Linked DNA regions of Mus musculus: region 1 is linked to region 2. Evidence: chromatin loops called from intact Hi-C (ENCODE). Cell type or tissue: left cerebral cortex. All regions are shown on one strand. Each heading gives the region's core, and the rest is flanking DNA. Links, peaks and the distances in the headings are about the cores only.

What was found. Hi-C counts contacts between places; a loop is a spot of excess contacts. Peaks named below come from ENCODE experiments on the same cell type or tissue, not always from the same donor. Only the 100,000 strongest peaks of a DNase experiment are listed, where the experiment ranks them.
Region 1: it touches region 2 in a loop (2.6-fold over the local background); 2 of 42 quality-filtered maps call a loop at or near these places.

Annotation. Positions count from the first base shown.
Region 1 is chr14:74,423,650-74,432,207 of GRCm38, forward strand. No RefSeq gene overlaps it. Among named protein-coding and RNA genes, the nearest start is that of 4933402J15Rik, 72 kb to the left of the region's middle. In left cerebral cortex, for the core only: no CTCF peak of the experiment used is centred there; DNase peaks (open chromatin) are centred at 4,495 and 4,745.
Region 2 is chr14:74,597,927-74,606,484 of GRCm38, forward strand. No RefSeq gene overlaps it. Among named protein-coding and RNA genes, the nearest start is that of Gm41210, 39 kb to the right of the region's middle. In left cerebral cortex, for the core only: a CTCF peak has its summit at 4,831 (motif pointing left); DNase peaks (open chromatin) are centred at 3,564 and 4,857.

The DNA.
Region 1 (8,558 bases), core at 107-8,106, 170 kb before region 2:
TCTTATAAAAGAAAAGAGTTAATTGAGGGCTTGTTTATCCATGATCATCATGGAGACAAGCAGGCAGACATGATGGTCAGACAGTAGCCGAGAGCTCCCTGATTGGCAAGGAGGAGCGGAAGGAGGGAAGGAAAAGAGTAAAAAGTCACACACCACACACACACACACACACACACACACACACACACACACACGGCAGGGGGTGGACTGAGACTAGTCTGCTAGTCTGGGAGTTTGAAAACTCAGAGCCCACCCTGAGTGTCACAATTCTTCCAACAGAGTCAGACCTAACCTAACAAGAGCACATCTACTAATCCTTCCCAAGTAGTTCCACTAACTGAGGATCAAGCATTCAAACACATGAGGCTATAGGGGCCATTCTCATTCAAACTACCACACTAACTGAGCAATGTTTTGTTCATAAAGTATAAGTGATCCTACTAGGTAGCTAGACAGGAACTGAAAGCCTTGGAGACCATTAAGGATGGACCCATATTTCATAAGTCGGCTGTGGATCTCACCTCCCATTCCCTTGGTAACACTAGAAAAGAACATTCATAGCTACCCCTCCTTAAAATATCATATAAAAACATGAAGATTCCAGATCTTTGTTCAGTCCCCTTAAGGAAGAAAAAGCTACTTCTTCCTGGTCAAAGAATCTGAGTTCTACCTCTTGCCTTGAATAGAAACAGGACGTTCTGGGTCCTTCAAAGGTTAGAGTACTCCATACTCCTATCTCCTTCCTTAAGAGTTAACCCACCTATTCCTGTCAATCACTTTGCCAAGAGACCACTATACAGGAAAGCTGACTCAGCTGAAGACATGCTAAAGAAATGGGATGAATACTTAAAGGTTTAAGATAAGGTCCTGAAACCTTCCAGGAGTCCTGCCCCGAAGCAATTACTTAAGGCAATTTTACTACCACACAGCACTATCATGCCTGCTTGCTATTCTAAATAGTAACCTTTAAAAAATTAACTTTTTTTGTTTGTTTTGTTTTGTTTTTAACATTTTTGTTAATTAGGTATTTTCTTCATTTACATTTCCAATGCTATCCCCAAAGTCCCCCATACTCCCCCACACACACTCCCCTACCCACCCACTCCCACTTCTTGGCCCTGGCTTTCCCCTGTACTGAGGCATATAAAGTTTGCACGACCATCTTTCCACTGATGGCCGACTATCCTGCAATACCTCTCCTGGGCATATATCCAGAAGATGTTCCAACCGGTAAGAAGGGCACATGCTCCACTATGTTTATAGCAGCCTTATTTATAATAGCCAGAAGCTGGAAAGAACCCAGATGGCCCTCAACAGAGGAATGGATACAGAAAATGTGGTACATTTATACAATGGAATACTACTCAGCTATTAAAAAGAATGAATTTATGAAAATTAACTTTTTCTTTACTTTGTTTTTATCTTTTCTTTTGAAACTGTACAAAATCTTAAGTATGCATTCCTGCTACTCTGGGATTTCTCACTATTTCTCTAACCTCCATGCCTAACTTCCTGACTTAAAAGACATGTTCATTCTCTCTCTCTCTCTCTCTCTCTCTCTCTCTCTCCCTCCCCCCTCTCTCCTCCACCCCCCCATCTTGTTCTAAAGGCCTTTATGGCCTCTCTGTGTCTACAACTGTTGCTGGGTGCTGCCTCTGCTTTTGTTGGGATCTGTACTGGGACAGATCTCATTTCATTTGCCACAATCAAATCAAGAACTTTTTATTAGGAAACTAATCTTTTCCTTGACCCAGAGACATAGCACTGAGACTTGTTATCTATGTCAATTTGGGTTCATTCAGTTAATTCTATGTCACTCCAGGAAGCTCCAGTATTAGCCCAGCAAATGGCAAAATGATTAACTCAATCATTTGAAACTCCTAACATAAATTTTCAGCTACAATTAGAACACAGAATGGGAAGGAAAGTTGGTCACCTGTGCTCTCTGTATAGTGTTCAACATGGTTAAGGAGGGAAGCAGCTCCATCCTATAAGCCAAAAGACAGTTTAGTAGATTTGGCAAGGCAGTTCTGAGGTTCAAATTAGTGCAAGAAGTGTTTGTTTGCATATGCAAAGTTAAACTGCAGACTGATACAAGCCTTGGGGCAGTCTGGTCCATGACTTCTGCTTGAATACATACCTTGCCTTTTCTGAGTAGACTAATATTAGGCTCCTAATCACCTTGGGTCACCATTTAAGATACATACAGCTTTAAAGTTAGAGCTCAACTCTCACTTGCCAATGAGATTAATTACTGAGTCATATAGCCTCTGAAAGCCCCTCTCTTGGAAGCCACTATGTTCCTGTCCCATTTTTTACTACTTTGCCGGACTCATACATCCATAGAGAGAGATAATAAAGAATTTCCAGAATAAAACCTGGGATTTCCCATGGCTGATCACCCTAAAGCCCATTTGAATTCTAAAACAAAATGAAGGCCTTTAACACAATTAGAAAGGGCAAATTTCAGCTCAAATGGTTGAATTCTGTGTACAAACTCATCTTCTTGACTTGCTGATGACAAGTGTCACAGCACGTGTCACATTTAATCCTTAGGGACCAAGGGTTACAACTTATTTTTTTTCTCCCAAGTTCTTGTAGACTTACAACAGTCCTAAAGCAGCTGTGATGCTGTGAAACTGTACTTGATGAAAGTTTGGTAACTTCCCTCGTCTTCTCCCCTCCTTTCCTCTCCCCATTCCTTCCATCCATCCTTCGTTTTTTTTTTTTTTTTTTTCTGTTCGTTTGTTTTGTTCTTTTGTTTTGTTTTTTTATTTTGGATAACGATGGGTGCTATTTGGAGCTGATCCTCTTTTGACTCAGTAAAGCTGTTAATAAGCCTTCCTCATCTATTTACTCATGAAATACATGGCCTTAAAATTCTGGTTAAAACCAGGCAAGGTGGCACATATCTATAATCTATAATCCAATCACATCAGAGGCTGAGGCAGGGAAATTGTGGTTTTGAGACTACCTTGTGCTGCATAGCAAGTACTAGATCAGACTGGAATAGTCTGGTGTACAGACTGTATAACCTGTATTAAAAAAAGAAAAAGAAAAAGTCAAACAAACCTGACCAGAAGGAAACTCCCTTTGCCTAAATATTTGTCTAAATATGCAGATCTGGGTGACCACTCAGCACTAATCATTCTTTCTAGGCTGTGAGTTATTCTTGTTTTCTTGTGAGCTGAATTTGCCTTATAAATGTCAAAAGGAAGCAGCGCTCAGACTCCGTAGAACTGACCCCAGCCTCTACCAATACCCAGGTCAATCTGCTGGAAGCGAAATGAGCTGCTAGGACAGCTTTTAGTTCACTTTGTTAGAACTATTCAAGTTAATGGCTCAGAGAGACAAAATAGATATGGCTTTGACAAACACCAGAGGTTCTCCAGGATAACAGCGATTTGCTTGTTACTATTTAGGCATTTGTGTGTGAATCCAGAGGTAGACACCAGGCTTCCTTTACTGCTCTTCGCCTTAGTGCTTTGTTTGCTTGCTTGCTTGCTTGTGTGTGTTTTATGAGGTTTTTGGTTTCTTGTTTGTTTGTTTTGTTTTGTTGAGACAGGGCCTCTCACTGATCTTTGATTTCACTCTTTTCAGCTAGACTAACTGGCCAGTGAGATTCCAAGATTCACCTGTCTCCATCCCTGATCCTTGCACTGAGGTTATAGGTACAATGTGAACACATCTTACCTTTTCATAAGTTCTGGGAAATTTAAACTCAGGTCTTCATGCTTAAAGAAATGTTTCACACACTGAGCCATCTCTCCAGCCCTTAGGTGGGCCTAATACTATTATGCTACTAAGGAATGGCAAAGAAATAGCGAAGGAAAGAGGAGAAATCCTTCACGAGGTTGCTGATCGTTTAAGTTGTCAGATGCCAAAGAAATCTGTGAAGAATGAGTATTGTCCAGATTCCTTAAACACGGAAAAAATAAATAAATAAGTCTGAGTGTTTTGACAAAAAGTTGGAAGTTGAGAGCACAAATACAGAGGAGAGGCAGTTTAATGGTGCCTACTCTAGGGAGCTGACTGACTAGGGAAGGAAGACAAGCATGGGTGCTAATGCATGATCGCACGCATGTGGAGCCATTGTAGAATCAAAGCACTGCCAAGGAACTCTAGGGAACTTGCTTTGTTAGGGGATTTAAAATCCTTGCTTCACAGGCTTATAAACAATACCTTTTGGATATTTTTTTCTTCCCAAAGGCATATCAACAGCTATTAATGATGTACTTTCTATTGAATATTACTATTTCAATTTAACTGCTACTACTCTTTATATACTAGAAAGAAAATCCTCTAAGAGACGATTTAATATTTATAACATGTTGGCACTCAGGGATACTACTCAGTTTCCTCTTTTATGCCATGCTAAGAAATTTTAAGAAAGTGACTCAACTCATTCACACACACTGCTATCTTTGGTGATGCGTTATCTGGCATGCCTGTTGTGTGCGTATCACATAGTAATTGTACTTAATGTTTGTTTCCTCTCTGCCATCACACAAATTGTGCTGGTGATGACCAAACTTTGCAAAAAATAGTGATGCCCATGCTGTGTCTAATATGTGGCAGTTTAAGCTTTTATTCTCCGTCACAGGAAAATACAAAGTCTCTAAATAGAAGATTAAAAGATTCCTTTCTGGAGAGCACCAGCAGCAGTTCCCCAATAGCTTCTAATAATACCGAGTGGGAAAGAACAGTACACTGAATCATAGCCTTGCACTGTTACATAATGACTTAAGGTCAGTTATGTAAGGAGACAGACTAATAAGCAGAAGTACACTTGGGCTACATTTGTGCAAGGACCCGACATGCACAGGACAGAAATGACAGCCAGCTGGCAGTGGTCACATTCATGCTCTGATTTTACCCACAGGCTCCCCAGCTTGCTCTCTGCAGTGAGCTCTTCTAACTAACTTATGCCTTACTGTTACAGGGGACATGAAAGGGTAAGTTAATTTCTAGTAATTAAAAGTAATCACATCAATTTATTAAAGTATTTTCCATAAAAAAAACACTAGGTCTTAAGGCGTCTGAACACTTGACTTATTTTTGCTTTTACATTCATGTATTTTTAAATTAAGATACAATTATATAATTTCCCCATTGTCTCCCTACACCTTTCATGTTGCCCCCATCTCCTTGGAAATTGATGGCTTTTTTTCTGTTATTATTAATATATTATAATATACTGGTGCATATTATATATGCATAAATATACAAATACAATCTGCTGCTTTGGGTTTTATATGTCTATGGCTTCATATGGCTTCGGGGTTGATCACTTAGCATTGGACAACTAATAAAAGGGTGGTTTGGTTTTTTTGTATGTGCATGGCTGTTTTGTCTACATGTATGTCTGTATACTACTTGGGTGCCTGGTGCCTGCAGGGGCCAGAAGAGGGCACTGGATCCTCTGGAAATGGTGCTACAGATGGGTATGAACCACCATGTGGGTACTGGGAATCAAATCCAGGTCCACAGGAGCAGCAGCCAGCACTCTTAGCCACTAGGATGTCCCCCAACCCCCAAACTTGTCTTGAATCCAGGAAATAGAAACCCCAGGTGTGCAGAGTCCACCTTGGCCATCTTATCTCTCTGATATTTTGTTAAGTAGAGCAAAATCAATCATTTTTACTTTGGAATTATCTAGTATGGACTTGAGTCTTAGTCTATGCTTAATATATTTTTAATTTTGGATCAGACACTTAACTTTTTCCAAGCCTCAGTTTCTCTGTTATAGAATAGGAATCATTTTCTTTACCTATAGGAAAGGGTACCAAGAAGGCAAAAGGGATAGGGAAATGGCTATGTGGCAAAGTGCTGTTGTGTAAACTTGAGTACCAGGGTTTGGATTGCTAGCGTCCACATAAATTGTGAGCATATGTGGCAGCTCACCACTTAGGAAGAAGAGGTGGAATTACTAAAGCAACCTGGCTAGCTTGACTACCTGAATTAGATAGAGACTTCTGGGTTCAAGCCAAAGAGTGTGATTTAGTACATAATGGGGAGATTGATGAAGAAAGACATCCAAGACTAGACTACCTATGGCCTCTGCATGTGGACACACATATGTCTGCTCACATCTCCCTATACATGCAACCCCACAATACTCATTCACATTCTAGAAAATTGCAACATGTGATTATATATGTCCAGGTGCTTCATAAGCTGAAGAGTTCTATACAAACATATGATGCTATAGTGCTAAAGTTTCCTCCTAAGGAAAATATGAAGAATGACTTCCAGGGGAACAGGGTTAGGATGGTCAACTATTTTTTTGATAAAAGTTTTTGAAAGGAAGGGAAAGGAAGAGAAGGGGAGGGGAGGGGAGGGGAGGGGAGAGGAAAGGAGAGAGGGGAGGGGAGGAGAGGAGAGGAGAGAGGAGAGGAGAGGAGAGGAGAGGAGAGGAGAGGAAAGGAAAAGAAAGGAAAAGAAAGGAAAGGAAAAACAGTCACCAAACTTGATTTGTTTTTCCTAATGCCCAAATAGAATAACATTGGTACCTCTGTTATAATGGGCAAAAAATATACTATTAAAGAACAAAAACAAAATATAAATACATCACAGAATACTTGCATTTTACCACCACCACCAAATGAGATTCAAATATATGATTTGTTCAGGTTGAAGGTTGGCACACACTTGAATAAATCTTGACTGCAAAGCACAAGCAAGAAAGAAGGATAAAAGACACTTTTGCTTGATAAAAACTTAAAGTAGAAAAAATTATTGTACAATGTCCAATATTTCTCAAAAATAATCCAAGGGGTGATGAGAGTAGGGGGAAGGTTGGTGACATTGGCCATGAGGTAAGAGCTGACATGGTGTGTTCATGTCTAGTTATACTCTCTTCTCTAGTTTTGTCTTAGAAAATATCCACAGTATGTACTCACCTAGAAAATACTCATAGATAGCAACACAGACAGCTGCATCTGATAGCAATCCTGATCAACATGAGAGAATGATCTAACATGTTTAAATGGCTCCTATGCCAATGAATCTTCTTAAAATTCCTGTCTTAATACTTCTTGCACCACACTTTAATCCAGATCCTGTATCTTAGGTCAGCTAATAACTTCAGCTTACTTATTTCCATCTCATTACCTTAAGGTAGTTGCTTAGGCTGGTTCCTCACTGAACACAGAATTGGCTTCAGAATAATCAATTTCAGTCACAATGCTGATTTCTGAAGATAGAGACTCATGAGGAAGATTGAGTCCTTTCTAAGATCAAGGATTGGATCAACCTTCTGGGCAATAGCTCTGCATGGATACCCTGGGCTTCAGCATCTCTTGCTAACAGAGACTTAGCCTGCACTTTGCTATAGATTATCTTTTTAAAATGCTATGTGCAGAGATCGACTCAAGGGATAGAGATGGTAGCTAAGGAGAGGTACTTCAAGGGAGAGCTAAAGTTTGACCTTCCAATGTCAAATATTGAATTTCCTAAAATGAAAAATTCCTCTGTCCTAACATAACCAACTTTACATAAAAGGAGGTTTTGGCCTTTTCAACACCAGTCTAGTTGGGAACTGGGTCTCAGCACACCAATATATAATGTATGCAGATGTCTATCCTGCCTTCCAAATCATAGTAAAGTCCTTCGTCACCGACCCAGAGGTCTCCTATCTTGCCTTCATGGACAGTCACACAATGAACTATTATCATGCAAGGAGTATACCATCTGAGACCCTTCATAGATATTGTCACTGCTAAAGCCAAATTGGTAGATCAGGTGTGACTGGCAGGAAAGTGATCTGTGTTGGGATATACTGAAGGAAAAAAATCTTCAGCGAATTTCATAAGGAAATACCCAAGTTAAAAAGTAGCAATGGCTTCCAAGTGAGCTCATAGGTATCACGGGCATGCATCACTGACACTCACTTTTCCATGATACTTCTTTCACTCCTGGCTACATGGGGCGGGGGGGGGGTGGCTAATGGATGTTTGCTGGATGTTAAAACTCTACACAATTTTAATGGATTCAATACCAAAAAGGAGCCTAATATTGGTTGTGATAACTTTGATTCTTTTAAATCTTTTTAAACTAGTTCTTTGGAAGTTACATAAAAGATGCCTTGGGAGACTGCTCAATGGATAAAGCACTTGTAGCACAGACATGAGGCCTAGAGTGATGATTCTTAGAATCTAAAGCACTGGCAATGAGGGCAACTGCCTGCTATCCCAGGTCTCAGCGGGCTGAGCTAAAGCATCCTCTGAGCAAGCTGGATAATTAGGTGAGCCAACCCTTACTGGGTTTAGTAAGAGACCCTGTTTAATAGAGTAGAGAGTGATGTAGGAAGAACTCAGCTTTAGGCTTACACACACACACACACACACACACACACACACACACACACACCCCAAACAGGAAAGTACAAGAAAGCTAATACTTCCATTACTGCTGAGAGAATTAAGAACTCACAATGTAACTGTAATATCCATTGTCTGAAATACTACTCCTACTACTACTGCTGATGATGAGCCAAGTTTAAAGTTTCATTTTAAAAATTTGCTATTTCTTATGAAATTAAATATATGTCAATTTTG
Region 2 (8,558 bases), core at 309-8,308:
AGCTAATGGTGGCAGGGGGTGGGGGTGGGGCATTATGAAGGAAGTCCATTCAACTCACTATCACTGAAGAAAAAAAAAGAAAGCCAGGTCTGGTGTTCTGACATTCATTTCAAGGGCACACCCTCAATGACCAGAAGACATCACACTAGGTTCCTCCTCTTAAGTATCCCACCACCTCCCAAAAGCATGGCAGAGGGGAAATCAAGCTTTCTTGTTAGCCTTTGGAGGATGCTTTTTTCAGCCATAGGGAGCTCACCTGTGCTCCTGGTTATGGACAGAGCAACATCTGAGAATTCCCCGTGCTGCTTTCTCTTTTCTTGGAACTACATTTACACATATTCTACACTTCTTTGTCCCTACATTTTATGTCTCTCCTCTTCAGAAAGTTTTCTCCTCTGAAAGGTTCCCAGGCTGTCTCTCAGACTCTTTGTGTTGGGTCTATCAGTTCTTACTCCTAAGAGCATTGTTTTCTATCATGAACCTGGCCAAGGGTCAGTAGGATATGATCTAGGCAAATCTGACTTGGCCAAAAATAAATTTCCAATATCATTGCCAAACATATGAACTAGAACACCCAGGAATCAACTTGACCTCAAGTCATGATGATTCCTGGAATGTCACTTCCAAGTCAGATGGAACTTGTGAGACTAATCATCAGCAATAAAGCTGTGAGCAATATGCTATGATGATTAATATTTAAGTATTCCAGATACAAAGTCAGATGATGATATAATGTGTAACTTACCATATTGGCAACATCTTAAAGACTCCTTGTGAATCCCTATGTAACCCAGTTTCAACTGGCACCGATATGTTGATTGAACCACAGTTCCTAGCACTTTAACCCAGAAAAGATGGAATTTCCCAAAGAGAATACTATTGTAGAGTGTGGTAGTTTGATTGAGAAATATCCACACACACAGGTTTTGAGTGTTATAGTCTTGTCCTAATTCCTCTTTGTTCTCTCAGCTGCCTGTTCCTGACACTGGCTGGCATGCCTGATGGCATGCCTGCCTACCAGGATAGACTCTTTTCCCTCTGCAACCACAAGCCAAAATCAACTCCTTCTTGTATAAGCTGCCTTACTAATTGTATTTAATCACACCAAGAAAAGAGTAACTACGACATGGGAGCTCATAGACAACAACCATAAACAACACTGGCAAAGAAGTGAACATTCAGAAACTATATCAAAGTTGTAGTGTGCAACTGGGGTGTCAGAGGCAGAAAGATTAAAAGTCTGAGCTACTGAGAAAGATACTGCACCCCTAAAAATACTAATTAATTGGGCCTTCTCAGCATAAACATGGCCAGAAATAAGAAAGGAAGGTGAGCTTCATGGTGCTGTTTCCCTCATTATTAGAGTGTTAGAATTTAGACATTAGAAATTAAAAGCTGTCCCAGGCCCATAAAACACCTGTGTCTCTGGCAAGAAGACAAACAGCATGTGAAAGAGTTCTTTGACAATGTCAAGAGTTTCCTTTAGGCTTTATGAAAGAGAAAGGTACTGAACTGACAGGACCAGTGTCTATAGAATATGGAAGAACACAGGAACGCACTTGTAAATGCACACCAGAAACACTCAGAAAAGTAGAGGGAAGATCTGGTGGTCCTCAGGAAACCATGCAAGATGAATGCAGTCTTAGAGAGCCAGAGATGCAGGAGAATTACTCAGTTCTTTATTGCCAACTCTAGCAACAAAAGCCCTTGAGACCTACCTAGAGTCAGAGAGGATATGAGGCTCCATAATATACCTCATTGGGACATGGTTGTTGGCAAATAACAAATATGGTCAACTCAGTGACAACTTAAGCTCCCTCAGATTTCCTTAATGTGGGACAAACTGTGGATCAATGCTGGGATTGTCCAGCATGCTGGAAGGTGGAAAGATCTGTAAGAAGGAATATAATGAGACCATCACCATAAAGAATCTAGTCAACAAACTAATGAGTCATTTTCCCTGGTAGAAGGTTGTGGGTAGCCAACTGGAATTGTTCGGTGGGTACTGTCATGGGTTAGTCATGATTGTCAACTTGAAGGGATGTGGAATCAAGTAAGAGACATTTCTAAACATATGTGTATGGGCATGTCCAGGAAGGAATAAGAAATGAGCGAAGGCTCCCTCTCAGAGTACATGGCATGATCTGGTGAGTTGCCAGGGTATAAAGAGATCCAAAGAAACAGCATCTCACTTTCTTGTCTTCCTTATGTGTTGCTAGTGAGTTTGACTATCCCAGCTGCTGTGGCCATTTTTGCTGACACTGCTTCCATCTTTGATATGGACTAGAAACCAGTGACTCTCCAGGAATCATCAATACCTTCAGCATCAGGTGGTACTTCCTGGGTATTCAGCTTCACGGAATGAGCTGCTACTGGGTTCTCAGCCCCTCTCTGATGCAGATGGACACTGTTGGACTATCTAGTCCCCATATTATAAGCCAATCTAGGGAATCTCTCTTTATAATATACATACATTCTACTTGATCTATTCCTCTAGAGAACCCTAACATAGGTTTCTTTTGCTCTCAATGTTTCTTTAGCTTGCTAAAGTAGTAGGATATGAGTGTTTTGTCTATACAGATCCATATCCACTATGTCCATTCCTGATGACAACAGAAGTCAGAAGAAGGCATTGGATCCCGTGGAACTGGAGTTACAGGTGGCTCAGAACTACTGTGTGGAAACTGGGAATCAAACTCAGGTCTGCAGGAACAGTGGGGGCTTCTAACCACTGAGCTAAGTCTCCACCCAGCCAACTCCATCACCTTGATGGTTAAGATGTCGACATGTGAATTTGGGGAATAAGGAGACCTGTTTAGACCATAACAGAAAATTAGATACACTAGGCTAGAATGAATTCTGATGAAACTACAAAGGCAGCCAAGGTAGGGTACTGTTCACATGAATTTAACCTAAAAACACTTCATTACAAATCCCTCATCTCTCAAGCATTCCAGGACATTGGCTCAGTCAAGGACACTGGTCTGCTTAAGCTGTTCTAAGAGGTCTCAGGGTCAAGGGCATGTCAACATCAGGACTGAGAAAGGAATCACCTGAAAGATGGACTTAGCTTAACCATGTTCGACCCTGGAGGAGCCAGCGACGTGGATGAGAGAAAGTAAGCAAAGCCCTAAGAATCTAAGTCAAAAAGAAAGTGGGGGTGGGGGTGGACGGAGACTCAGTAGATGTTGCACAAACCTCCCTTAAACAGTCCCCTTTCCTCCTCGTCTCCTGAAAGGTATATGTTAAGACACAGTCATTTGTCCGGGAGCCCAATGGTTCAGTGTCCAGGAGAACAGCTGAACTTCTTTGGATAAATCAAGGATTGTACAAAGATGAGGGACAGGGTGGGTGGATGAGAAAGACAGAGAACAGAGTTCTACAGGAAACTTTTGTTAGCTGGGGCCATGCTGAATATGATGTGGTTCTCTCTTTCAGTTCTCTCTCCCCTAAAATATATACCCGCAGGAAACATGGGATTAAGGGTTATTCTGGAGGCTGGGGGAGGTTGGTGTGTGGAAGTGACAAAGACAGCGCTTTGCTAAAAGACAGCAGCAGGAAGAGGAACATGCAGGGCCAGCATGTCACACTTCCAGAAGCGAGTTTACAGCAAAAGTGGGGGCCACACTCTCTGTTCCCTACCCTCTTCCCTGCCTCCTAAAGCAGGCTCTAGCTGTGAAGCATGCCTCCCTACTACCCACTCGGGCACACACAACAGATTTCTTCAGCCAGCCTTAAGGAAGGATCCAGACTCTATCCTGTGGGTCCTGATTTCTCTCCTCAGAGATTCCTCCAAGCTGACTTTCCATCCACGACTTTCAACTCCTTACTTCCAACAATCTGTCTCTGTCCTTTTCAACCTACATTGAAGGCTTTTCAGTATGCAGCTAACTCCAGGAACCTGCCTAGGATGGCAGGGACACTAACAAAGGGGCCTTGGAAAACCTGCTTGCACTGAAAACCAAGGGGTCTCAAGAGGAGAGTAAACTCTTCAAAGACATCAGAGCTATTTGAGCTATTTCCTGTTCTACCAACTGCTGGGTAACAATTATACTGAACACATAGAGGCTTTAAATGGCTTCTTGTATGACTTTTTACTCTTGACTGCTAGTCTTATCTTTTAAGAGTTTTTTTTTTTAATGAAATGGGATGAGCAGCCACAGTTAAAAAGAAAGCGATAGTAGGTCCCACCGTGTGAGCCTTGTCTAGGCTTGACCTCATGGTAATCTTCCTGTGTCTACCTTCTGTGTGCTAAGATTACAGATGTGCACCACTACACTCAGCTTCTTGGGCATTTCTTGTTGTGCTCCATGCTCTGCTGCACGTGATCCTTCAGTATCAGCTGCTGGTCTGATTCCGTATGAACGTCCCAAAGTGTCTATGTTCAGCTTCCTATGGCTTTGGTGAGGGTAGCTAGAAAACTGAGTGCACTTGGGAGAGCCTCTCTCTCTCTCTCTCTCTCTCTCTCTCTCTCTCTCTCTCTCTCTCTCTCTCTCTCTCTCTCCCTCCCTCCCTCCCTCCCTTTCTTCCCTCCCTTCCAACCTCCCAGTTTAACAATTAGACACTACATGTTTACACTCCGGCTCCAAGACAGTGTGCTACAGTGTTCTCAACTTGTGGCTCACAACCTTAAAAGACCATCTGAAAACATAGATATTTGCATTACGATTCGTAAAAAGTAGCAACATGACAGTTGTAAAGTAACAACGAAAATAATTTTATGGCTGGGGGTCACCACGGCATGAGGAACTGTATTAAAGGGTCATCAGGAAGGTTGAAAACCACTGATTACAAGAGACAATCAGCAGGAGCTGCAGCCCCCTAGTGGCCAGACTCAGGACTGGTTTAGCATCCCTTCTCAGACTACATCTACAATCCAGTTTCTCAAGGACAATTACTTGGTTTTTTGAGACGAAAGATAAACATTGACATACTATTGAAACTGTGCCAGATCCTGGCCATATAGACATGCTTTCATGAAGAGAGGGATTGCGATGGAGAACGGACACAGAAGTCAGCATGCTGAGAGGAAGAAGACAGTTTGATTTTTAAGGCACAGCTTACACTGGGTGGGCGGTCTTGTTACTGCTCCATGTAGAGTTTTGGAGCAATCTGAGCTCTGAGCTTCCATTCTGCATTGCAGTAGCAGACGAGGGCTTCCCCACAGCCTTGGAGAGGTGATGCTAACTTCACACAGCTACCACAGCCCAATAAGTTCTCCCAAACCCCAAGGGTCTCCAGGAGAAAATTCTGGAGCCCTCATAATTCTGTGAATGGAAAAATAGAATCGGAGAATATATATCTCCACTTCTGTTCTGTGGATGCTCTCTTCCTCCAGAGAAAAGGCGCCAAGGCTTAGAACCATGTGGCCATGGTGGTCTCTTGTGGAGATGGCAAAAGGGAAGTCAGTCCTTATGTGTGTGTTCATGCCGCTGCTGGTGTATGCATTCCAACACCACCGCCCAATGTTGAGGATAAAGAATTTCTATTTCCCTTTAGTTTCATGAGAAAATATCAGGGTGGGTTGCTAAGATGAATGTCAGCACACTCAGACAGCAGACACAGCCTGAGTGTGTAGTCCCAAAGACCCAATTATTTTACATACGTTCAAACAGTAAAGACTGAAATGTGAGCACCAGAAAACAGGAAGCATGACTGTGCACCTTTTATTGGATGTGGGCAGAGACGGCAATCTGAGGTGGGAAAAGTCAGAAGGTTTGGATGCAACCTACATATTTCTTTACTAATCTCCATTTGTGAGTTATCCACCCCCACTCCATGCAGACATGAAAATCCATCAGAAAGCCCAACTCTTTTCTTACTAGCATCGTGTTACATAGCATCTCCTCTTACTCTCATCATTTTGTTAGCTGTGTGTTAGAAAATCATGTCAGGACCCTCCAGGCACAGTTAATAGATGCTCAAAGCAAAGCAAAGAGAAGTGGCTCAGACAATTAGCAACTTCAAGGAGAAATGTTTATCGAGAATAAACACACATGGAACCTGAATGTTGCTCTCTGTCTCAGCACGGCAGTCTTCTGTCTCTGATCCTCTTTGGGTATTTGCCCTATTCTTTCTTACTTGGTGCTTCCACGTCAGTCTCTAGACAAAAGAGTTCTTCTACCATCTAGCATCTACATTTAAAATTTCACTTGCTCCCCAGTCTGTCTTCTTGCATTCTCTGTGCACAGCTGGACCAGATAAGATTATGACAGAGACAGGGCTCTCTGTCCCTTGGCCTGCACAGGTTCTGGGCTTACCTTCCAGGTATGCAGTAATATCAGGTTCACTAGAATGCCTAGACTCAAAGAGAGCAGATCCCGCTCTGAGGCCGTGTGCGCTGAGCCCGTGGAGCAACACGTGCGCACATCACATCGCACATCCTGTGTTGGATGCTGGAAGCTCAGCACTGAAGGAGATGGTAGGAAAAATACTTTCAAAAACTCGAACAGTTTAAAGTGGAACTTTTTTATGTCGCTCTAAGCTTTTATCTGTTTTCTTCCATTCTCATTGGTGACTTACTCTATTACTTCATCCACGTAGCTAGTTGTCTCTCCTCTGCCTCCGGGTTTCCATGCCCCTCTCAATGCATCAATCCCATCAGCTGACAGACACCTGAAGCACTGTCCCCCAACTCTGTCCTCCCCCTCCCCCAGTCACGCCTGACTTTCCCATCGTTCTTCACAGGGGAATTCTATTTCCTTGCTGACTCTTCTTTCCTTCTTGGCGTTCTGTTCTAAATCCATCCCAGTCAGACTTCCAGCCCAGCTTTTCTCAAAATCTTCCATCAACGAGGTCATGGAATAAGCTCTGTTTTGCGTATTTTTATGAGCAGTTCACTCTCTTCTCCTTGTTCCTGCTAAATAATTTTTGGCACATTCCAGCCCTCTTGGAGAATTCTGGCCTCTTGGATTTCTCAATTTCCTAGACTTCTTCCCAGCCTCACTGTCTGTATTGTCTGCTGTCTTCATTTTAACCAGTTTACTATCAGAGCATCCCAGGGCTCCATCTTCTTTTCTTCACCCTTATTGCTCCTTAGACAGCTTTTTTAAATCTCTCTGCTCTGAAACCCATCTAATGCTGTACTCCAGACCCAGACCCAGCCCCAGCCCCAGCTCCTGTTTGCAAGCTCATGTAGCCAATCATTTACTTAATATCCCCACTTAAATGTCTCAAAAACCACCCGACTTTGCTGACCAAAATGGAATTTAATACTTGAACTCTTCAAAAGTAAAAATGTTATCTCAGTCTTTCACAACTCGATAAATAGCAATTCTAATTGTTTCCATCAAAAAAAAAAAAAAAAAAAAAAAAAAACCCCTACAGATGTGTCATCAACTCGTTCTTCTCATGGCTACAGGTGGAGTCTGGAGTGTTCCCCACGGGTGTTTAAAATTGTCACCCTATGACACTATGGAAAGGTGACAGAACTGTTCAGAGGTGGCCTAGTTCCGAAAGCTGTGCAATTAGGGCACTATTTGAAGGGAATATTGGGATGCTGCCTGTTTGTCTTTTCCTTCTGGTCACCACTGGAGAACAGCTCTTTTCTACCCATTCCTACTACTATGGCCTCCTGTGGTGTCACAGGCACAAGCAACCACAGACCAGAATGACAGAAACCAAAACAAACGTTTCTTCTCAAATAGCCATTTGTTCCGTGACAATCACAGAAAGCTGAATGCCATGCTCTGGCCCTACTAGGGTTCATATTCAGAATATTCATCTACAGGTTAAGCCTCCCACTTCCTGGCGCTTTCTTGCGCTAAAGCAAAAACAAACAAAAAAAAATCCAAAAGCAAAACCTAACACATACAGTGAGTCCTATCTCACTTTTTTTTCCATTTTAAGCAATGTTAAAGATATTTCCAAAGAACACAAAAGCCTTCTCCCACAATTTTGGAACTATGAAGAATGTCTTTGTATGACTTTGATTCTCACAATAATACTGTAAGAAAAACATTCCTGATTTCTTAATTATCCCTAGACTAAAGCTGAATGACTCACAAAGTAAGTGATTTTTTTTTCTTACCTGGTAAGCAGAAGAAATTGAATTGACCCCAGGTTTGTTCGACTCTGAATTGGTCATTGTTCTTGCTGCTGTGACACAATGGTGACAAAGTCAACTTTAGAAAACTATTTATTTCTGTCCACAGTTTGAGGGTACCGTGCCCACAGTCAGGGTGCACAGTGAGGCTTCCTCTTTTTTATTCGGCCTGGGACCCGAGCCCATGGAATGACTGTTCATATTCAGGGTAGGTCTTTCCTCTCCAGATAATTCCAGTCCACTGGAAGAACTTTTGCTTCTTCAGTCCGTATTACAGGAAGGGGTCAAACCACTCTGCTGAATCCCCTTGCCACTCTGCGAAGCTGTGGCCCCTGTATAGTATGCGGGCCACCGGTTTCTCCAACCTCATCCACCACGCGCCTTCACCTACTTCAGTCTAGCTACCTAGGATGTCTGCTGTTCCATAAGTATCCCAAGTTTCCCATAAGCACATTTGTATTTCCTTTTGACTCTGCCTGAAAGAGCCTTACTGCAGTTCTCAGAGGCTCCTTGC